5 separate regions of the Homo sapiens genome follow, and regions 1, 2, 3 and 5 are each linked to region 4. The links are chromatin contacts, found by Hi-C or POLR2A ChIA-PET in ENCODE. All regions are on one chromosome and are shown on one strand. Each heading gives the region's core, a stretch centred on a gene start or an enhancer-like site at or near the end of the contact. The rest is flanking DNA. Distances are from core to core; before and after follow the strand shown.

Region 1 (2,700 bases), core at 195-2,694, 1.3 Mb before region 4:
CAGAGTCAAGAACCAGTGTTTGGGTATTTCTTTTTTTCTTTTTCTTTTCTTTTTTCTTTCTTTCTTTCTTTTTTTTTTCAGACAGAGTCTTGCCCTGTCTCCAGGCTGGAGTGCAGTGGCGTGATCTCTGCTCACTGCAATCTCTGCCTCCTGGGTTTAAGCGATTCTCCTGACTCAGCCTCCCAAGTAGCTGGGACTACAGGCGCCCGCCACCATGCGTGGTTAATTTTTGTATTTTTAGTAGAGACGGGGTTTCAGCATGTTAGCCAGGATGGTCTCCATCTCTTGACCTCGTGATACACCCACCTCAGCCTCCCAAAGTGCTGGGATTACAGGTGTGAGCCACCGCACCCGGCCTTGTTCAGGTATTTCTAAGCCTTTAACATGTGCACAAATTACCTGAGAATCTTGTCAAAATGTAGATTCTGATTCACTGCTCTGAGATGGGGGTCCAGGATTTTGCATTTTTAACAAGCTTCCAGATGAAGCTGCTGCTGTTGTCCCGCAAACCACACCCTGCGAACCAAGTGTGAGAAATGTTGTCTTCTTTACCCCTTTTCTGTAGACGTGGTTTTTGTGTAAGTTAACAAGAGATATGCTAAGTGATCTAGGCCCAGGGCTCAAATACCTTTGGGGTACTGGAAGCCAGAGTTGACAATTAGATTTGGTTCCACAGGTTGTCTGATTATAGCAGGAGGAACTCTTATGACTCATTTTGGTCAATAAGTTATCATGGCAACTTTCGGAAATCTGTGTTTCCATCTGAGGGCTTCTGGACATCACTGCCAATCATAGCAAGGGGCCCCAAAGATGCTGAGTGTTGGCCATGTGGCTGCAGCTACCCAGAGGGCTCTGTGTTCCCCAAAAGATGTGGCTGAGTTTGAGCCCCTTCCTTATTAGCATTTAATACTGACCCCCATGCAGAGTTCAGAAATAATTCTCTCTCAGGACAAATAAACCATAGTGAAGAATAAAGCTACAGGAGTAGCATAAAGTTCAGAGTCAGCACTGGTTAAAAAAAATTACCATGGCAAGTAAAAGTGCCAAAGCAAAAGGGTACTCTTTACCCTGGAGGAAATTCTTAAATGAAAGTGGTCCCTTCAACTTAGTATATTAGTTCTTTACAAAAATAAAAAGCACAGACACACTTTTAAGTCTCACTTCCTCTTATTTTATTCTTTGTTGTACTCAAATATATCACATATGTATGTTCTATTTTTATCAAGCCAACTGTGAAAAAAAACCCAGAAGCTTAGCTTCAGCGTCAAATTCCATCCCATTTCCAGCTTCTTATCTCCATAAAGGAAAAACCCAAGTTAAAAGGAAATAGCTTAAGAAGGCATAGTTTTGCCCTTTGGACACATTTTCCCACCAGCTGTTTTTTTTCTGGAATGAACAGCTTATTTAATTACCTGCAATGACAGGTATGTAAGTGCTGGTCTATCTCTGCCTCACTGTGCTGTCCTCATGTCTTTTATACTGTTTATTCAGGGCTTGGTGAATGACACAACTCAAGGAATAGGTTCTTTCAGGACACAAGCTGCAGGGAGTAACATTTAGCTTATTCCCTCTGATGAGACCTACTCACACGGTGGGCTACTAAGGGAAGCTTTGAAGGCATCTGTGTGAAGTGGCAGACATTTCATAAGCTCTGCTTCTAGCCAGAGGAACTGTGGGTAAGAGGGCAACAACATTTGCCACAGAGAAAGCTCTGAGGCTTCTGGCTGATAGTGCTCAGGTCTTCTGTGGCCAGGGATGGTGGTTGTGACATATATGTGTGTGATTTCTAAAGCAACAGCAAATCTCTATAGAAAAACTTTATGGGGAAAAATGGTATGTGTTTGTAGAATATATTTGTGTTAGTGAATAAACTTCCTGTATCTTTCTGTAATTAAAGAGTTCAAAATAAAACTTCACTGAAATTCAGATAGACATATTAGAAGCCACACGGGTTGGGGATAAGGTGGCTGGGGGCAGAAACAGCATGTTTTTCTGCCCTGGTGGCTCTTCAACAACTTTTTTTAAAAAGGTAAATGTTGACTTGATTGTTAACACTGTGATGAATAGACTGTAGGGGACATATTATGAAAGCTACTTTGTGACCTAAGCAGAGAAAATGTCAAAGAGAGGACTCATTTTCCAGAAGGTGGCCTGGAACACTGAGTGAGAGGGAAAAGGAGGAAGCATGAGGAAGGGCCAAGGGGAGAGGAGGGAGCGGGAAAGAGAGAATGGAGAGGATGTAAGTGGGAGGAGGCTGGAGATAAAGGGAGAGCCAGGAAGAAGTTGGGGAAGAGGAGAGGGGGGGCAAGGAAAGGTGAAAAAATCAGGAAGGAGAGGTAAGAAGGAGATGAGGGGAGGAGGGGGAAATAGGAAAGGAACCAGGGGATGAAAGGTCAGGAAGATAAACTGACATTTGTTTAGCGTTTATTGTACGTCGGGTAGTGTGCCTTCACAAAAATTACTTCATTAATTCTCACGAAGACTCTGAAAATTGGATATATTTTATTCTTCAAGTTTTAGATGAAGGAATTGAGGCTCAGATGTCTTAAATAACTTGTCCATATCACAGAGCAAGAAAAAAATGGTTGGAGGCAAACACTCCTTTGTGTTCTTCCAAAACTTCTGCTCCTTTCTCAGCTTAATATTTATTTGGACCATTTGCCTTTCTATAAAGTGAAATAAATAGGCAAAGGAAAGCCT
Region 2 (2,700 bases), core at 90-2,589, 1.3 Mb after region 4:
ATCTGAAATAAGGGTCTCCCTTTTATTCATAATAGGAGCAAAATTTACAGGCAGATCTTTCTTCCATAAAATCATTAATTTCTAAATCTAGCACCCCCAGTGTTCTATTCAAAATTATTATGAAGATCTTTTTAGCAATACACTGTCACAAAAATAATGACTACATGACAGCTATTTTTTACATATATACACATACATAAATATATTTATATATTCATATTCTATTCAGTAATTGGACTTCATTTCTCTTTCTCAAAACAAGGTCATTTCACAAAATCTTTGACTAAATGTAAATATTTGTTTTTCTTAAAATTTAAATCTATAATTTAAAATGATATAATTTGAGGTAAACATATCAGAAGGCAGTCAACCATTAAAATATTAATTCGTTTGCTTACTAATCATAACAGAATCCCAGCAATAATCTGAAAATATAATTGAGAAAAATTTTACACCACACCTTACATCATTAGGTAGTGATCCTCTTTCTAAATGAAAATTAGTAAACCCACAGAAGAGTCTTACTAGATAAAAGATACAGGGCACACCTACAACCAAATTTCCAGCGAATGGGTAAGAAAAGTCCCTAGAGGAAAGCTGGGCTTGCTAACCAAAAGGAGAGGGAGAGTAATTCTGGAATAGGGTACAGATTACAAGACTACAAGAGAGGTGAAGTAATGTCAGTTTGCGAGGCCCAGTCTGGCCAAGACGGAGGTTGGTGAGAAGCAGAAGAAGATGCTAGAGTAGTACTGATGATACATGGGAGGTCCTGGAAACCAAGAGGAAGGTTAGGGCTTCAGCCTCAGAGCAAAGGGTATCATAGAACATGTTGAGAGAATTTCACAAAGTAGTGCTGTAGGAGAACTAATCTGGAAACTGTGAAAAAGGATTTGGGGGAAAGGGAGAAGAACAGAAGGAAGGGAGGTTAATTCTTGTAATTATCTAAGCATGTGTTGGAGACAGGAGCCTGGTACCAGCATCAGAAACAATGGGACAGATGTGGGGGATGATGAGAATACAGTCAGCTGGTGGGAGGAGGCCATCTTCCAACACCAATGTCTCAAAAAGCGTTTTGTTCCATTGGCTGGTTTGGTTGGAAAGTGCATTATTTATAGATCTAACATGAATTTATCTCACAGTCAACAGCAATTCAGAATTGTGCATTAATATTTTTTAAAGCAAAGAAAACAGTCAAAGAAAGCAGAATAATTCAGTGGAGAGAGCACCTGGTCTCACAGTCAGAAGCCCACAAATCTATTTCTGGCTTTTTGAGCAATGTTGCTCATCACCTTGCACAACTGAATCAGTCTCAGTTCCCTTCAAAGAAAAATGGTAAAGCAAACTAATATGACTGTTGAAGTGTTACAAGGGCAGAAACAAACTCAAATCTTTGAAAGTGCTTGAAGTAAAACCACTATACACATGTTAAACCACTAACAAGTAATATTTTCTAAATATACCACATGGACCTTCAATTTTGTCCAACTATATACATTCTTTCTTTTGATAAGGACACAGATGTCCAAACACATGAATACCAAAATTCACCATTCTACCTACTTGTTTCATCCTTCCATGTCAGTTTTGCTTCTAAGGTTAAAGACCAATCACAATCTTGATAAAATTTTGAAACACTATTTGGCTATTTAAAAAAAAAAACTGACGTGAAGTATTTCCATAAATTCAAACCCAGATCAAATATTTTAAAACAAAAATAATTTAATGGTTGCATTAAACCACTGGGGAGGGTGACTATGAGGCAAGGCATCCATATACTACTACATATTAAGTATCCCTTCTCTGGAATGCTTGGAACCAGAAGCGTTTCAGATTTTTTTGGGATTTTGGAATATTTGCATATACCTAATGAGACATCTTAGGGATAGAATCCAAGTCTATACAAGAAATTCATTTATGTTTCATATACATCTTATACATATAGCCTGAAGGTAATTTTATACAATATTGTTAATAATTTTGTGTACGAAACAAAGTTTATGTACACTGAAAGCAAAGGTGCTGTTAGGGTATGGAATTTTCCACTTGTGGTATCATGTTGGTACCCAAAAAGTTTCAGATTTTGGAACATTTTGGATATTTGAATTACAGATGCTCAGCCTGTATTCATGAAAACAAAGGGACAAATAAATGATCATTTGTATTTTGCATGAAAATTGATTATCAGGAACACCTAAAAATAACTAGAGACAGTTCAGGTTTCCTCTTCACCATTTGAGTTGTGACTGCATGAACTCTGGGAGTCCAGCACCTTTGTATGACAAAAGTGAAGCTTATAGATGATTAGCTAATTGGGAAAGGAGGCACTGAACTCCTCTTTCTTAAAGATCTGGGTTTGTTCCAAAGAAAATATAATCTAATATATGAGTTAGATTCAGATTTCCTAGAACTAGGGAGACAAACTAAGTAAATTCTAAAGATACTCTGGAGTATTCTTTGTCTGCTCCTTAGTTTTAAATAGTGTCCCTACTCTCCCACTAAGCTATGATATTAAAATAAAAATAACTTTGCAAATATAAAATTAAGAATATATTAATGCAAAACTATGGAGAAAACTTTGGAGCCTGACAGACCTGTATTCAAATCAGAGCTGTGCTCATTACTTTTTTTTTTTTTTTTTTTTTGAGACAGAGTCTTGCTCTGTGGCCCAGGCTGGAATACAGTGGCGCTATCTCGGCTCAC
Region 3 (2,700 bases), core at 45-2,544, 1.4 Mb after region 4:
GTGCGTGGAATGTGCCTTCTCTTAGGAATATCCTTTCCCACTTCTCCACCTGGCTGACTCCTTCTTAGACATCATTTAGGACTTTGCTACTTGAAATGTGGACCTTGGACCAGCAGCATTGGCATTACTTGGGAGCTTGTTAAAAACGCAAAATCTCAGGCTCCACCCAACCCTGCTGAATCAGAACCTGCATTTTAACACGATCCCCAAGTGCTTTTTGCATCCGTTACAATCGGAGACGCACCAAAGTAAGACATAGCTCAGATATTATCACTTCCTTGAACCCCTGGCTTCGGTGAGGTTCTTCTCCAGGGAGTGCCCACAGTGCCCTGGTCTTGGGCCCACCACAGCACTCACCACACTGAAATGTGTTTGTTGGTTCTCTGTCTCCTACCTGGATGGGCAGCAAAGGTGTCTTATTTATCTTGGCTTCTCCAGTGCCTATAACAATACTGAGTAAACATCAGTTGAAGGAACGAATGAGTGGCTCTGAAGAAAGGTGAAAGCACTCTGGAAAATTAGCATTATGTTGCTAGGAGCCCATCTGGAACCTAATACTTGACATTTCTCTCTCTCAGCTGCTCCAGCTGCCCCCTGCATACATGAACGATTTCTCTAAATGCACCTAACTTCAGCCTTCAGGCCTGAGCCAGCGTTTAGGGTTCTCTGAGTCTTCTGCTTTTAAGCCACCTCATCACGGAACCCAGTAGGAAAACCCCAACAAACAAGGGCGGGCCCTCTGCTGCTTGGCACAGCCACCTCAACAAAAGCTGGGCACTTCCTGTAAGGCCCAACCCTGGGCCTGGCATCCCATCCTGCAGGGGGATCGCCCCTCTCCCTACTTCTGCTCACCACCTCCGGCACTTCCCCCGGTTACTTGGGTTGCTGCAGGAGCTGGGAGCACACCTTGCAGCTGCGGCAGCTTCAGAAGCTCAGATTTAACAAATGCTGGGCCGGCCTCAAAGTTAACTTCAGTTCAGTTTTCAAAGATCCTGCAAACAGCAGAAGGAGACCAGCCTGCTTCTTGTTTCTTGTCAAAGAGCGCTGTTCCCTAATTAGCCTCTCATGCTAACTTGGGGGAGCATCTCTATTCTTAGATAATACAGAAAACTGGTTTTACCCCTTAATAGTGTCTTTCTTTCTTTTGTAAATAGTTTTTTAATAAACATTTTGGTAGCTACATGAGGTTGGGTAATGCCCAAGGCTTTACCAACCTCATTGTGATATTTTTTTCACTTGTAACATATGTGACCACAGATGCTGCCACAGGCGTCACGTGGCCCCCTCACTGTAGCTGGGAGGGGACACACCTCCCATTTCCCTCTGACCACTGGGCTTTGTCTTTTCTCTCTCCTGTCTAAATTACTGAGCTGTCAGATCTAAAAGGACTGTAAAGAATAGAGATGTCATTGCCCTCTTATTTTAAAAAATTAGTAAAACAAATTGCTTTAAGTTTTCTAAACTTTTCAAAGCATTTTTAATGCAATACGTCTACATGCTAATTGTAGAAAATGTGGAAAAGCCAGAAAAGCATAAATTACCCATAATGCTACAATACAGAGAAAAATCACTCAACATCTCGGTAAATTTCTCACTAAACTTCATGTATCCAGAATAATGCATGTGAATGACTAGCGATGGAGCTGTCCTCCACCTTCCAGCCCCCACTGATACTTCAGGAACTTGGTAATAATACAAACCTGCACTTTATGCAGTTTGGAGTTTTATTCCTACTTACAAGATTATGAGTGGGTTTATTGTACTTCTATAGTTGAGCTGAAACTACGGCAGTCCCTTCTCACCTGCACTTTCACTTTCCAACGTTTTAGTTATTTGCAGTCAACTGCAGTCTGAAAATAGTAAATGAAAAATTCCAGAAATAAACAATTCATAAGTTTAAAATCGTGCAATATTCTAAGGTGCTTGATGAACTCCCACGCTGTCCCACTAGGTCCTCCTGAAATGTGAAATATCCTTTTGTCCAGAATACCCACGATGTATACCACATAGTAGTTGTTTTGGTTATCAGTTTGAAAAAACAGAGAATATATAGGATTCAGTACTATTTGAGGTTTCAGGCATCTGGTGGGGGGTCTTGGAAGGCATCCCATGCAGATAAGCAGATAAGAGGGGACTACTGTGCATACAACTTTGTATACTTCCTTTTTTTTTTTTTTTTTGCTTAAAGGAATATCAAGAGAATTTGCTCATGTTAACACTTTTTTCCCCCATTTTCTAATTTGTCAAATGAGTTTAAATGAGGTGATAAAATTGTTGGAAGTTGGGAGGTTACTAATCTGTTGTAATAAGATTTAAATAAAATAATATATTTTCAAAGTGCTTAGCTTGGGGCCTGGCATATAGTAAACTCTTCATAAATGGTAGCTATGACCATAGATTATTACTAAAATCTCATTTTAATGCCAGCATATTTCATTCTAAGTAGCATATTTAACCACCCACCCTTTTATTGTTCTGAGCTTGTTTCCAATTCTCCCCATTAAAAATTGTAGCACTGCAAGGATATCTTTGAGTATAACTTTTTGTTTCCTTTACAAAATTATTATTTCTTTAAAATAGATGACTCGGTTGAAAGATATAAACATTTTAAAGGCTTTTTGTTATATATTGACAAATAACTTCCCAGTGTTAATAACACTCAGTATTAATAACTGGCAGAAAATTTGGTACTAGGAAGTT
Region 4 (2,700 bases), core at 76-2,575:
TAAAGGAGAAACGTAGACTTCCAGAGCAGGTTCATTTTTGCTATCGGAAGTATAGCTGAATAAGGCAGCCTCAAATGAAACCTAGAGCCAAAGGTTTTCTTCATTCCCTTCTAGTGTGTCCATAACTCTCCTGGAATCTGTGAGCTTGCAAGACAATCTAGCACACATTTGAGCTTTCAAGATGCATGGCACATCCAGACTCGATGTGGTGTTAGTAGCTCCTGTCATTAATAAATTCCTTTGCACAGTGGCTTCAAACTACCTGTCCACCAATTGCTTTCTCTGTTATTTGGTTCCCCTTATTTCTCGATTTTCTGAATGTCAGAACTTGGCTAAACAAAATGAAATACAACTTTCTACATGTAACCCTTTTACTTCCTCATTTCCACATGGCAACATATTTTCTTACTCCAAACACTGCAGTCCTTAAAATTCTACTCAAAACCTCTTTCTTCTATAAACTTCATTCAGTTTCTTTTCATTTCTTATAGTATCCTTTCAGAATTCATTCATTCATTCATCAAACTTTTTTGGAGCACTTACTATACATAAGGCAAAAAAAAATAGGATCGGAGACTACAGAGATGAACAAGTTGCATTCTCTACTCTCAAAGAATAAATCGTCCAACTGTCTAGACGGGCAATAGATTGTGGTAACTGCAGTGAGAGAAATATCTAGGAACAGGGGAGTGCACCTGAGGGGGTGTCAGTAGAGAGACAGGCTAACGCGGAAGTTTCCTGAAAGATACGATGTCTGTGATGAGTCTTAGAAGATGAGTAGAAGTCAGCCAGGCTGGGCATCCCAAGTATGAAGGTTAGTACCAAGCCTGAAAACAGTATACTAGAACTTCTCTTCACATTGACGCTTTTGTTGCCTAAGTGTTCACAATAGTCTGTCTTGGTTCCACCTTCAGGCTGACTTCAGACCATCTGAGGGAGGAATTAAGTGAGATAATGGGTTTATCACAAAGTGGTGGGAGACAGCTTCTAGAATTCTTATTATGATTATTAAACCTGGTTTCTGCTTTATCTCTTATTTTCCTGAAGTACCATTAAAGTGCTCTAAGTACCCAAATCTTGCTATTGGTTTCTTTACTCCTCTCTTGTCACTCTGGTAGCAGGCAGGGCAGACCTCGGCTACCAAAGTGAGAATGAGGACTCAAGGAGGAAGTGAAAGATGGTCACAGAATCAAAAAGCATCCCCAGACTTCCTGTTGGGAGCTCTCTGCTAGTGTCCCCAGGGTGTTGACAGTAACTGTTCTGGGGGATGAGGCGAGGGAGGGGTGCAGTGGGCTGCAGAAAGACACAGCAGCTGGCTTCATTACTACATCCCTAACAAAGGGTCTCTATAAATCAGACAGGAGGGAAGTGTATGTTTGGCAGGGGGAGGGAAGTTGGTGGGTGCTTGCTCTTTGGCAAATGGTTTAGAACTCATTGGGGCTTACAACCATAATCTACTGATTTGGGAGCCATGGACAAAATCTTTTCTTTTCTAAGCGTTATACTAACAGTGAATATAGATTTTGTTTTCTGGTTTAAATGTGAAGCAAAAAGACACATGATATGATTTTTAAGTAATATGTTCTTAAGTCTATTTCGTTTTAAGCAACTCATCTTCACCAAAAGTGCATCATTAAAACTGGTGGTAAATATATGTATACAATTTTTAATATAAATCTGCCTCTCAATCAGTTTCCACATCGCCTGTACATTTATATCAGATCTCTGAAGCCCACTGAACATTAGCAAGAGAAGTGTGAAAAGACAGAAATAGTATCCAGTCCTTGCAGAATGTCTCATTTAGCGGAGTGGGGAAGCTGAGGGGAAGAAATAGTAGTAATATTTTTTGTGTGTGGCCCCATTACTTTTTCAAAGCATTTTCCACCTTTAATTTAGTTGTGACTTCCAGCTGTTTTTGACAGATGGGAACACAAAAACAAGTAGCAGCCAATCAAGTGACACCCAAGCCACGTTTCCTATAGCTGCTGTATCCCAGGCTTAGTCTTTGCTTTCCTCTGCCAAATCCCTCTGCTTTCTTCACAATGAATGCAAGTCTCTGATCACACCTCAAAATAGCCAGCACATTCCTCAGCCTAGCTTTGTGACCAACGTCAGGCACCCAGAAAAGCTCCAGGCAGAAGTCACGAATTTCACAGCCCACTGGGACCAAAGAGGTGATTTAAGAGAGGAAAGTGGGCAGGGTGGAAGACAGCATGAAGAGGTGGGAACCCAAGAGAATGCAGGCCCCCCTGAAATACAGTGCTGTGATGGAGTGGACTTCAGAGGGCCGATTATACACATCTCTTCCCAAAGCTCTTTTCGGTGTCCTCATCTTGGTAAGTCAAAATTGACCATTTACGCCACAGGAATTGTCAAACATTGCAAATCAGGGCTTCCACTCCACTCCCAGAGAGTTGGTTATTAAACATTTACTTGCACACCAATGCATAAGAGCATTCAAATCCAATTCTTAATTACTGGTGTATGAGCCAAACAAAACTCATTTGCTCCTGTGTCTGCCCCAAGGCTCCAGGTTTGAGACCTCTGCTCTAGGGGTTAGGCTGTCTTTGGCATGGTGACAAATTTGAATCTTTGTTGGTTCTCCTACTCTTTCCTTCTTTTCTCCCCTCCCCTCAACTTTCTGACTTCTGAAGGAAAAGACCAATAAAGTAGCTCTACAAAATTACTATAAAGGAAACA
Region 5 (2,700 bases), core at 148-2,647, 1.3 Mb before region 4:
TAGTAAGAAATGAAGAATATATATATATATAAAACACATAGTATATATTTAAAGTAATATATATTATTTTAAAAATCATATTTATTGAGATATAATTTATATACAATAAAGTATAATCCTTTTAAGTGTTTTGATAAATTTTGGTAAATTTATTCCCATATAAACACCATTGCGATTAATATACAGAACATTTTATCATGCCACAAAAGTCCCTTGTGTTTGTCCCTAGTCAGTCCTCTCCTCTCTTTACCTTGGTTCCAGGCAATCACTGATCTGCTTTTTGTCTTTATAGATTAGATTTGTTTTTTTCTAGAGTTCTATATACATGTCATCACATAGTATGCTTCTTCCGCTCAGCATAATGCTTTTGAGATCCATCTATGTTGTTGCGTATATTAATAGATTATTTCTTTTATTGCTGAACAGTATTTTGTTCATCCATTCCTCTGTTGATGGGCATGTGGGATGTTTCCAGTTTGAGACTGTGATGAATAAAGCTATGATGAGCATTTGTATACAGTTTTTATGTGTGGATATATTTTTTGTTTGACATATGTTCCTTCTTTAGAATCCATCTCCCCATTTAATTTTCCATGACTTTAGAGAGCCATCCCTTAAAATGTACAGACATGAACAAACTTGGCAATAAATGTGGTGACAGTTTTTGTAGGACTTCCTGCCTTTCCTGTTTCTATAATAGAGACAGAGCAGCCACTTCAAAGACTCCTACTTTTCTTTCAGTTAGGATTTAATCCTTTCAACTAACCAAGCAGACAGTAATTCCATTGAGAAAACAAAAGAAATTGGAAGGGATATGAGAGCTTGGAAGTATAAGCAAGTAATTATTTGATTCAATCAGAGGAAGAACCAATCTTAATGGGGATATTGCTGGCTAAATTAAACTGCAGGGAATCAAACATGAATCTAACTTGAAATGTAACCGACTTTGTAAGCCACAGAAAGTTCACGCTCCATTAGTGTACTTTGTTCTCTCTTGCCATAGAACTCTTAGAAGAGCCCCTAGACAGATGGTGTTAATATGGAACCATTGATCAATCATATGATTGTTTCTTTTTCTCATGACACAGGTGATTTTACAATGATTTGGAATATCAACAGTCAATGAATTCACACATACGCTGTATCTCAGTGGTTGTGAGAATATCTGAGGTTAATTCTAACCTAGCTCCTAACTTTTGTTCTAACCCAGAGAAAGGTACTGAATACATTAAGGTTCCTTTGAGAAGAGAAAGGTAGAACTGAATATTTTAGCTGCTGTGGCAACAGGTGCCATTTACATCTGGTAGTTTTATTCTCAGAGAAAAGAAAACTGAGCAGAACTAAAACTGAGAAATGAAACTCGGTCACAGAAATGGGAACAAGATAGAAGGAGGGAAGTAAAATATGTGGTCCCAAGACCTCTGGCTCAACCTCTGTGCAGAGGATTTAATAGCAATAAAGCCAGAATTCCCAGTGTGGGGAATTTTCATTTCCACCATTAATTATATCTGCATACTGAGTTACAGCTAAGAAATTTTGAGGTATTCTAAAACAGTGTTCTCATTCAATTTCCCCTGACAGATAAAAGATAGAAACTTATATTAAATATAAACAACAGGTATCTTTCTATGTTCCCAATAGTAACATATTGGACTGTGAGAGTTAATACAACTGTCTAAATAGATCACTATTAAAAACACAGACTTTGAGAAACGGGCTATAATTCTTTGGTAATTGTGTAAATATATAACTAATTATTTTTCTTCTTTCAAGTGGCTATGTCAAAAAATTAGTGCTTTCTTCTATTGCCTTTCTCCTTTCATTTCCCACCACTTTCTGCATTTACTTTTTTCCTTTGTATTCAAGTATGGCTGAACGCTGGGTCCAAAACTGCTTTCAGGTTTTGGGGAAACTTTGATTCTATGTACATCATTTCAAGCTCTTTAAGAAGCCTAGAAGTTCTGGATATTGATAATGGTCCTTTAGTCCATTCTGCTGAGTCAGAACCTGGAGAGTCAGAGGAAACTAGAGATTAGATCTCCTTTACCTAGAATGGCAGGTCCATACAGATTTCAGATGGCCTTGCAGAATACAAAGTTAACCCTGAGTTCTACTGGAAGATATATTATCTTACAAAGTAGTAAATATGGCAAATATAGAGAACATAATTTAGAGATTGGTTTGGTGTCAACAACATTTCTGAATCTTGACACGGTTCCTATGATACAAAACATCTGATCCCAGCTTTTTATTCATTGATGCATTCATTCCCTCATTTATTCACTTGTTTAACTACACAAATATTTAGTAATTTCTGTGTTCTTTATGGATATAATAGTGAGAAAAATAGACAAAGTGCCTGCTCTCAAAGAGTTTACAGTGTGATGAAAAAAGAAACATTGATTGATAAAATACGTAGTTACATTTTTAATTTAAATCCTTTGAAAAAAGCTCACGGTGTTATAAGAGTATAAATCTTAAATGGTGACATTTGGCCTGGGACCTGAAGGCTGAATTGCCAGATGTATCTTATTAAAATTTCCAGTTTCATATTGAAATTGTAGTAGAATCTAGTCTGCACCCAGGTTGTGAAAAACAATAATTTTATGCAGAAGAGAATAAAGAAGGATTATAGTACCTGCCTTTTGATATCTAAACTTAAGAGGGCATCCCAGCAGTTCTTACATCTTTTAAGATTCG

The links. A loop is a pair of places that touch in the nucleus more often than their neighbours do. ChIA-PET counts read pairs that join two places held with the same protein, here RNA polymerase II (POLR2A). Pooled maps may share reads with other maps.
Region 1: a loop to region 4 is called in a pooled map, with 10 times the contacts of the local background. The contact joins two enhancer-like sites. A Hi-C loop is called at or near these places in 4 of 37 single-sample maps with no recorded cell type and 5 of 50 pooled maps. POLR2A ChIA-PET finds 5 or more read pairs at or near these places in 1 of 52 experiments (OCI-LY7).
Region 2: a loop to region 4 is called in a map with no recorded cell type, with 17 times the contacts of the local background. The contact joins two enhancer-like sites. A Hi-C loop is called at or near these places in 5 of 37 single-sample maps with no recorded cell type and 2 of 50 pooled maps.
Region 3: a pooled map shows a loop between it and region 4 (5-fold over the local background). The contact joins two enhancer-like sites. A Hi-C loop is called at or near these places in 2 of 37 single-sample maps with no recorded cell type and 3 of 50 pooled maps.
Region 5: a pooled map shows a loop between it and region 4 (4-fold over the local background). The contact joins two enhancer-like sites. A Hi-C loop is called at or near these places in 1 of 50 pooled maps.

What each region holds. Positions count from the first base shown.
Region 1 is chr3:19,538,680-19,541,379 of GRCh38, reverse strand. No RefSeq gene overlaps it. Among named protein-coding and RNA genes, the nearest start is that of MIR4791, 230 kb to the right of the region's middle. RefSeq lists an enhancer at 567-676. Within about 2 kb of position 1,444, at least 3 of the 41 ENCODE cell types and tissues checked have a DNase peak (open chromatin) inside an H3K27ac peak, as active enhancers do; they include OCI-LY7, where a contact is called at or near this core.
Region 2 is chr3:16,911,195-16,913,894 of GRCh38, reverse strand. The region is part of intron 1 of PLCL2 (phospholipase C like 2); the gene reads right to left. Among named protein-coding and RNA genes, the nearest start is that of MIR3714, 21 kb to the left of the region's middle. RefSeq lists an enhancer at 1,042-1,271. Within about 2 kb of position 1,339, at least 4 of the 41 ENCODE cell types and tissues checked have a DNase peak (open chromatin) inside an H3K27ac peak, as active enhancers do.
Region 3 is chr3:16,840,610-16,843,309 of GRCh38, reverse strand. No RefSeq gene overlaps it. Among named protein-coding and RNA genes, the nearest start is that of PLCL2, 43 kb to the left of the region's middle. RefSeq lists an enhancer at 745-994. Within about 2 kb of position 1,294, at least 22 of the 41 ENCODE cell types and tissues checked have a DNase peak (open chromatin) inside an H3K27ac peak, as active enhancers do.
Region 4 is chr3:18,222,277-18,224,976 of GRCh38, reverse strand. All of the region lies in intron 4 of BALR6 (B-cell acute lymphoblastic leukemia associated long RNA 6), which reads right to left. Among named protein-coding and RNA genes, the nearest start is that of SATB1, 200 kb to the left of the region's middle. Within about 2 kb of position 1,325, at least 2 of the 41 ENCODE cell types and tissues checked have a DNase peak (open chromatin) inside an H3K27ac peak, as active enhancers do; they include OCI-LY7, where a contact is called at or near this core.
Region 5 is chr3:19,558,573-19,561,272 of GRCh38, reverse strand. No RefSeq gene overlaps it. Among named protein-coding and RNA genes, the nearest start is that of MIR4791, 240 kb to the right of the region's middle. Within about 2 kb of position 1,397, at least 3 of the 41 ENCODE cell types and tissues checked have a DNase peak (open chromatin) inside an H3K27ac peak, as active enhancers do.